Linked DNA regions of Homo sapiens: region 2 is linked to region 1. A link is an interaction called in ENCODE POLR2A ChIA-PET data of the cell type or tissue named here. Cell type or tissue: OCI-LY7. All regions are shown on one strand. Links, peaks and the distances in the headings refer to the core of each region. The heading gives the core; the rest is flanking DNA.

The links. Peaks named below come from ENCODE experiments on the same cell type or tissue, not always from the same donor. Only the 100,000 strongest peaks of a DNase experiment are listed, where the experiment ranks them.
Region 2: POLR2A ChIA-PET joins it to region 1 with 5 read pairs; 3 of 35 experiments call an interaction of 5 or more read pairs at or near these places.

The regions. Positions count from the first base shown.
Region 1 is chr3:196,185,000-196,189,383 of GRCh38, forward strand. No RefSeq gene overlaps it. Among named protein-coding and RNA genes, the nearest start is that of ZDHHC19, 24 kb to the right of the region's middle. RefSeq lists enhancers at 1,526-2,145, 2,146-2,764. In OCI-LY7, for the core only: no CTCF peak of the experiment used is centred there; a DNase peak (open chromatin) is centred at 2,082; H3K4me3 peaks cover 962 bases; H3K27ac peaks cover 1,025 bases.
Region 2 is chr3:196,414,306-196,418,689 of GRCh38, forward strand. The region is part of intron 1 of UBXN7 (UBX domain protein 7); the gene reads right to left. Among named protein-coding and RNA genes, the nearest start is that of UBXN7-AS1, 15 kb to the right of the region's middle. In OCI-LY7, for the core only: no CTCF peak of the experiment used is centred there; no DNase peak of the experiment used is centred there.

The DNA of each region.
Region 1 (4,384 bases), core at 230-4,229:
CCCTAGGACCCGAAGCAAAGTGGCGTTCGCTCACCCGGGAGTGCCACGTTCGTGCCACCGTCACAGCCCTCACCTCCCGCCCGCCAGCACCTGAGACCGGAGTGCTGGGGGGCTGGCTGCAGGCGAAGGAGGTGAGGGCGGATTCGTTTCTCACTGCAACTGCAGCCTCTAGAGCTGGGTGGGCAGGGTCTGGCTCCATGAGCTCAGAGCTGACCCTCTACAAAGATTCCAGGACTTGGGGGCTGGAGACATCTCTCTTCGAAAACAGATTAATCCAGAGGAGCTGTGGGCCCTGTGTTTAGTAAATTGTACTCTGTGTCTTCAGCATAGAAAGTCCTTCCCACTCCCTGCTCAGTATCTCCCAGCCCTCCTAGGAGGCAGGCAAGGCAACTCCAGGACAGTCACCCTAGTTCACAGATGAGGAAACTGGGGTTTCAAGACTGAGACATGAGCGCTCAGCACAGTCCGGGGTGGGGGGCAGCAAGGGGGTATTACTGAGCACCTCTCATGCACTGCCACAGCCCCAGACCTTACCCCACTTCATGCCTGGGACAGCCCGTAAGCTGCGGACTACTGGCCAGGTAAACAAGGGGAAGAATCCTACCCAAGATGTAGCTGATTTGAATTTGTTAAGAATTAAGGCCAGGTGTGGTGGCTCACGCCTGTAATCCCAGCACTTTGGGAGGCAGAGGCAGACGGGTCACCTGAGGTCAGGAGTTCGAGACCAGCCTGGCCAACATGGTGAAACCCCATCTCTACTAAAAATACAAGAAATTAGCCGGACGTGGTGGCAGACGCCTGTAATTCCAGCTACTCGGGAGGCTGAGGCAGGAGAATCGCTTGAACCTGGGAGGTGGAGGTTGCAGTGAGCCGAGATCATGCCACTGCACTCCAGCCTGGGCAACAAAGGGAAACTCTATCTCAAAAATATAAAAAAATTTTAAAAATGTAAAAATTATGGCAGCCCCAATTTCCAACTAAGTTATATTCCAAGGTATAGTCAAAACACATTTTCCCACTGCAACAATGTTATTTTATTTAGATATTGGGGCTTGTCCATCAAGGGCCAGTTAACCCACAACACTCCAGAATTTCTGAACAAGTGTAATGAACAGCTGACAAATATTATTACAACATCAATGGTCAAAATAGAAAAGCAATAGCATTTGATAAGAAATTACTTTTTTTTTTTTTGAGACAGAGTCTTGCTCTGTCACCCAGGCTGGAGCACAGTGGCACGATCTCGGCTCACTGCAACCTCCACCTCCCAGGTTCAAGCGATTCTCCTGCCTCAGCCTCCCAAGCAGCTGGGACTACAAGCACCTGTCACGACGCCCGGCTAATTTTTGTACTTTTAGCAGAGACAGGGTTTCACCATGTTGGCCAAGCTGGTCTCAAGCTCCTGGCCTTAAATGGTCCACCTGCCTTGGCCTCCCAAAGTGCTGGGATTACAGGTGTGAGCCACTGCATCCGGCTGACTTTTTATTTAATATCTTGAATACCTGCCTGAAAATCTGAGGCCGGATGGAAGAATGGACAGAATTGCCCCCACTCTCCTGTTCTGGAATTTAAAGAAGAAAAAAGAGGGGAGGAGGCATCACCTAGTTGGGACCAGGCTTGGGGAAAAAAGGACAGAATTTGCAGACCAAACAGGGAAGCTGTGAAAGAAAAAAGCAAGTCCCTGGCAAGCAGCTCAGCAGCTGGAAATCCCCCTCGGTCCTTGGGAGAGACAATGAGCTCCAGCTGCTCTCAACTGCGATGCAGAGAGAGCTGGTTCCCACCCTGCAGCCGTCCCCGTGTCCTTCTCCTCGCTGAGCCTCACCTCCTCCGCCTGCCACAGAGGCGAGCATCCCGCTTCCTGCCCAGGGATGCAGCGGAGAATGAATATCACCTAGGTAACAACTCACAAGCACAGTGTCTGGCTTCGGGGCGTAGGGGCGGGGACACATGTAATCAATACAAGCCGCCTGCCTGGGTGGCTTCCCCCTTCCCTGATGAAGACCTCCAGGCCGCAGAGAATGCTCTGTTCCTGGTCACAAGGCTGCAGCTGAAGGGCGGGGGAGGCCTCTCAGATTCAAAACAGAGCAGAGATGAGAGGCCTAATTCTAATTTGAGATCAGAGCCTGACAGCTGGGCAGGTGGCAGGCGGCCGCTTCCTCCCCTCCGTGGAGCCTGCCAGGAGAGGGGCTGTGGTCGTATTAAGGGTGTGAGTGGCAAGGCCCGCAGCGGGATGGGCAGTCCCCGCCATGCCAGTGCAGCTCTGTGTAAATCCTTAGTCCCGAGTATCCTCGTGTAACTCAGAGCTGGAAAGAGCCGTAGATCTTCTGGTTCCATGCTTTCATTTTACACATAAGGAAACAGGCCCACAGAGGAAAAGGGCTTTTTGTAGTCACGTGGCGAGGCAGGGGAAGCTGGGCCCAGAATGCAGGGGACCTGCCACCCAGACCCACAGCCAGGACCCCCCAACGGGAAAACGCTCGCTCGGCCACCAAGAGCATTTGATGAATTTGCCTCTAGTCTTTTAAAAATACATATATGCAATTTTATTTTAAAATGTTTTATTTTTATTTTATTTTATTTTTTTTGAAACAGGGTCTCACTCTGTCAGCCAGGCTGGAGTGCAGTGGCATGATCATGGCTCACTGCAACCTCCACCTCCTGGGCTCAAGCGATTCTCCTGCCTCAGCCTCCCAAGTAGCTGGGACTACTACAGGCAGGCATGTGCCACCATACTTAGCTAATATGATTTTTTGTAGAAATGGGGTCTTGCTCACAACAAAGCCCAGGCTGCTTTAAAATTCCCTTGCTCAAATGATCCTCCCACCTCAGCCTCCCAAAGAGTTGGGATTGCAGGTGTGAGCCACTGCACCCAGCCTACATGCAATTCTATTTTATTTTTTTTATTTTTTCATTTTATTTTTGAGACGGGGTTTCGTTCTGTTGTCCAGGCTGGAGTGTAGTGGCGAAATTAAAGCTCACTGCAGCCTCTACTTCCTGGGCTCAAGTGATCCTCCCCCCTCAGCCTCCTGAATAGCTGGGACTATAGGTGTGCATCCCCATGCCTGGCTAACTTTTTTCTATTTTTTTGTAGAGATAGGGCGAGCCACTGTGTTGCCCAGGCAGGTCTCAAACTCCTGGGCTCAAGCAATCCTTTCATCTCGGCTTCCCAAAGTGCTGGGATCACAGGTGTGAGCCATTGTGCCTGGCTGTAATTTTAAATTAATACCTAATTATACTATGCATGAATACATTCTCTTTAAAAAGTTATTTCCTTGCCTCTTGGATATGGTGTGGCTACTTAGTGTTTGTTAAATGTGTGAACAGGTGAATTCTTATTTCTATCATCCCATTCAGGCCCCAATCTTATTACCAGCTCCTCCCTGGATGCCAGCACCTCTCAACGCCCCCTCCCCTAGGACCCTCCTACCAGGACCACTGGATCAGGGCACCCAGGGGCAAGGAGGCCAGTGAGGCTGCTTGAGGGCCCCTCTAATTCCTGCCCCGCTCTTGGTTGGGGCTAGCTTTGGGGCACACTTTGGACTTTTTTTTTTTTTTTTCCAGATGGAGTCTCACTCTGTTGCCCAGGCTGGAGTATAGTAGTGTAATTTTGGCTCAACCTCTGCCTCCTGGGTCCAAGCGATTCTCCTGCCTCAGCCTCCCAAGTAGCTGGGACTACAGGCACGTGCCACCACGCCCGGCTAATTTTTGTATCTTTAGTAGAGACGGGGTTTCACCATGTTGGCCAGGCTGGTCTCGAACTCCTGACCTCAGGGGATCCGCCCGCCTTGGCCTCCCAAAGTGCTGGGATTACAGGCGTGAGCCACCACGCCCAGCCCTTTGGAATTTTTTATCCCAGCCCCAAGCTTGGGACGGGTCTGGGGCACCCAGATACCCTCCCTGTGAAGCCAGGGCCCCCCGCCCTGCTCAACTGCCTGCACACAAGCAGGTGTTCCTCCTTCTCTGTGGCTCCTCTCACCTTTGCTTCCTCTCTCCCGGTATTGGGACGTGGAAAGACATTAAACACCTGGGAGCCCCCAGGGAATAATTCAAATTCAATCATAGAAAATGAAGGCACAAGGCCTGGGCTGCTGGGAGGGCCCGAGGGCCTGGAGATGGAGGCTTGGCAGGCCCAGCACTGCTGAAGCCAAGGGAATGAGTGACTTCTCCAAAAGCAGGTTGAGTCATGCTGAACCTCACTGGTTCCCCAGTAGCAGGAGCATGAGGACCAAGGACGGACCTAGAAGATTCATGGTAGGGGCTGAGGGGAAGAGCAGCCAAGAGTCAGGAGGGTCAGAAGTGTGTCTGATCCCTTGGCAGGGTGCGGTGGCTCACGCCTGTAATCCCAGCACTTTGGAAGTCCGAGGCGGGCGGATCACCTGAGGTC
Region 2 (4,384 bases), core at 208-4,207, 230 kb after region 1:
CAATACGCAGGCTAAATTCACCAATACGGAACCCATGAATATGGAGGGCCAGATGTACCTTCGACACAGCAAAATAATGTAAGTTCAATTGTCTGTCTTCCTATTTCAACAGTTCTGTATTGCTGATTGAAAAAGTTTTAATCCATCTCAAGCTGCATACAAGATTTGTTCCTTACCCCTCCCATGTTATATCCCTCTACTCTCATCTCACCTCTGTACCATTCCCTTCAGCCACATGGACCTACCGGCATCATCTAGGCAGTTCCCTTGGTAGGACTTTATAAAACCCTATCTTTGCATGATTTGGATAGTGGTTGGGACAACAAACCAAACACCCACCTTTCTGTTACGTTCTGAACATTTCCTCTGCCTCCTCACTCTGAAGCAGGAACAAATATATACTTTTCCATTGAGTCATAATCTTTACCCTTGTCTCTGCTAGCTGCTCTGTCTCTCAGACTTTAAAAGCTCACTCAACTAGCGCAGATCTCACTTTTCTCATCCCAGTTACATTCTTCCTAAGTTCTCAGTGGAGCTGAACCAAAAGTTAAGTTGTAGTATATACAAATTTAACATTCTAACCAACAGAAAACACTTTAAAAAATGAAATATCAAAACAAAAACACAAATGCAACTTTTTGAAGGAAAGGAAAAGTTCTAATATCCCCACAGCCAACCTTATGTAACTAAATACAAATTCTTGGGGCAAAAACAGCACAAATTTGATAAACAATTTCAAGACACATATGCTACCATATTCTTACTCATAAAACCTGAGGCTTTGTTTCAGTGTTTCCCTAATATTTGTACATTGCCTCCAGTTACATTGTGTTGTATTATCATACTTCTTTTTTTTTTTTTTTTTTGAGACAGAGTCTCGTTCTGTTGCCAGGCTGAAAAGCAGTGGTGCGAATCTTGGCTCCCTGCAACCTCCACCTCCTGGGTTCAAGTGATTCTCCCGCCTCAGCCTCCCGAGGAGCTGGGACAATAGGCGCACGCCACCACTCCCAGCTAATTTTTGTATTTTTAGTAGAGACGGGATTTCACCATGTTGGCTAGGATGGTCTCGATCTCCTGACCTTGTGATCCGCCTGCCTCAGCCTCCCAAAGTGCTGGGATTACAGGCGTGAGCCACCGCACCCAGCCATATTATCATACTTCTTGAATGCTGGACTATACAAGTTCAGCAGGCTGGGTGCGGTGGCTCACACCTGTAATCCCAGCACTTTCGGAGGCCGAGACAGGTGGTCACGAGGTCAGGAGCTCAAGACCATCCTGGCCAACATGGTGAAATCCCGTCTCTACTAAAAAATAAAAAATAAAAAAATTAGCTGGGCATGGTGGCGCGTGCCTGTAATCCCAACTACTCGGGAGGCTGAGGTAGGAAAATCGCTTGAACCAGGGAGTCAAAGGTTGCAGTGAGCCAAGATTGTGCCACTGCACTCCAGCCTGGTGACAGAGCGAGACTTCATCTCAAAAAAAAAAAAAGTTCAGTGACTACTGTGCTCTACCATTTTAATTTAGACAGCAGCTAAAAATTAAAGGTTTCTTACAGGAAGACTACTTTCGGCTGCTTGTTCTAGCAGAGATGCACAATCTGTTAACATCTGCGTCCCAATGAACCCTAAAACTAGCTTCTCAATGTATGGACCAAACTTTCTTTTCAGAGAATTAAGTGGCCAAGTTCACACTATTTTGGCTCTTGTCTAAGTGCTCACACCGCATTACAGCACCACAAAAAAGCAGAAAGAACATGTTGATGGTGAAGTGAAACTCACTTCTGCCATAACAGCAACCAATGCTGGCTACTTTCATTCACAAACTTATCTGGTCATAGGAAATTCAACTTACACCGGGTGCGGTGGCTCACGCCTGTAATCCCAGCACTGTGGGAGGCTGAGCGGGGGGCGGATCACCTGAGGCCAGGAGTTCAAGACCAGCCTGGCCAACATGGTGGAACTCCATCTCTACAAAAATTACCCGGGCACGATGGTGGGTGCGTGTAATCCCAGCTACTCGGGAGGCTGAGGCGGGAGAATTACTTGAACCCAGGAGGCAGAGGTTGCAGTGAGCTGAAATTGCGCCACTGCACTCCTGCCTGGGCGATTGAGCAAGACTCTGTCTCAAAAATAAAAAAAAAAGGAAAAAGGAAATTCAACTTAAAAATGCCACTGCATACAAATATTGTTGCCACCCTTTCTACCACCCTTCATCTACCAGAACTCCAATGCCACTGCCAGGGGAACCATTTAGAGAATTTGTGGGTTCTGATGAGAATCAGAACTTGTGAAGTCAATCCTCAAGCAAGCAGGCCTGTCAACATTTTAGTCTGCCTAGCCCAAGTCTTTTCCTAAGTGCAGTTTTTTTCCACGTTATTATGCTACCTAAAATACTTCCAATTCAGAGATTAATTTGGGTAAACAAACATTCTATTTAAAAATATGAAGACTTACTAGAGTTAAGGATGTATCAATCATTTCATAACATAAATTAATTCAATCATATTGCCTTCTCTTAAAAGCTAGTAACAATACATTTAGAGTCGATATACAGAGGAAAAGGGTGTTGATTTAGAAGAAGAGGGATGTAAGTAGCTTTAGTGTCACAAGTGCCTTTTTGGGGAGAGGTAAGAAAGGCCTGCAGTACCACGTGAGGGCAACTTAGGGCAGGAAAAGACACTGAACACCTGGAGCCACAGACACAGCAAGAAGTTAAAATAAATGTACACACAGGCGCGGCGGCTCACGCCTGTAATCCCAGAACTTTGGGGGGCCGAGGCGGGCGGATCACAAGGTCAGGAGATCGAGACCATCCTGGCTAACACGGTGAAACCCCGTCTCTACTAAAAATACAAAAAATTAGCCGGGCGTGGTGGCGGGCGCTTGTAGTCCCAGCTGCTGGGGAGGCTGAGGCAGGAGAATGGCGTGAACCCGGCAGCGGAGCTTGCAGTGAGCCGAGATCGCGCGACTGCACTCCAGCCTGGGAGACAGAGCGAGACTCCATCTCGAAAACTAAATAAATAAATCAAATAAATAAATAAATGTATAAAAACCTTTGCCTCCGCCCTGTCTTATGCCCAGTAACAAAGAGAAAATATTCTTCAAATTCCCTTCTGTACTCATGCTAAGGAGCACAGAAGATATGATTTAATAAGAGCCTGGGAACTACTCAGCTAAACCTGGGTTCGACCTTCTACTTCTGTCATTCACTAGTGTGACTCTGAGTAAGATACTAATTTCTCTAGGCATCAGTTTCCTCAGTTATAAAATGGGGATTTATCAACTTCATGAAGTGCTACCATGAATTAAAAGAATTCAGCTGGGCGTGGTGGCTCACACTGTAATCCCAACACTTTGGAAGGCCGAGGCAGACGGACTGCTTGAGCTCACAAGTTTGAGACCAGTCTGGGCAAAATGGTTAAAAAAAAAAAAAAAAAAAAAAAAAAAAAAAAACCATCTCTACAAAAAAGATTAGCCAGGCGTGGTGGCACATGCCTGTAGTCCCAGCTACTCAGGAGGCTGAGGTGGAAGGATTGCTTAAGTCCAGGAGTTTTGAGGCTGCTGTGAGCTATGATCATACCACTCCAACCTGGGTGACAGAGCAAAATCCTGTCTCTAAAAAAAAAAAAGAAAAGAAAATTCACATTAAAGAACTTGGGATACCTCTTAATTAGCAGTTAGCTATTAATAAAGACTGGCCAGGCACAGTGGTTCACTTGAAGTCAGGAATTCAAGACCAGCCTGACCAACATGTGAAACCCTGTCTCTACTAAAAATACAAAATTAGCTGGGCGTGATGGTGGGAGCCTGTAATCCCAGCTACTCGGGAGGCTGGGGTGGGAGAATCGCTGGAACCCAGGAGGCAGAGGTTGCTGTGGGCCGAGATCACGCCACTGCACTCCAGCCTGGGCGACAGCAAGACTCCATTGAAAGAAAGAAAGGAAGAAAAGAAGGAAGGAGGGAGGGAGGGAAGGAGGGAAAGAGAGAAGGAAGGAATGACGGAATGACGGACAGATAGTCCCAAGTTTACAGTACTCTATACGTAAATGACATGGAAGTATAAAGTGTGAATATATATAGCTTATGGAGAAATACATTTTTGACAGTAAACAGGCAGAGAAAGACATCTCAGTTTTCTTTTTCTCACTCATCTGATGCTATGAACATGTGTCTCATTCAAGTTGAACACTCATTTTTTTAAAAGCAGTACAATGAAGACAGCAAAAACCTATTACACTAGAAAAAAGTGAATGGTATGCATAGAGAACAACATGATACACGAAAGGGATCTGCTTCAAAGACATCTATAACAGCACTCCAGTGTGACTGAGAAGCACTGAGAGGTGATAGGGAGGCAGTAGAAAACTAAATACAAGTACAGTATG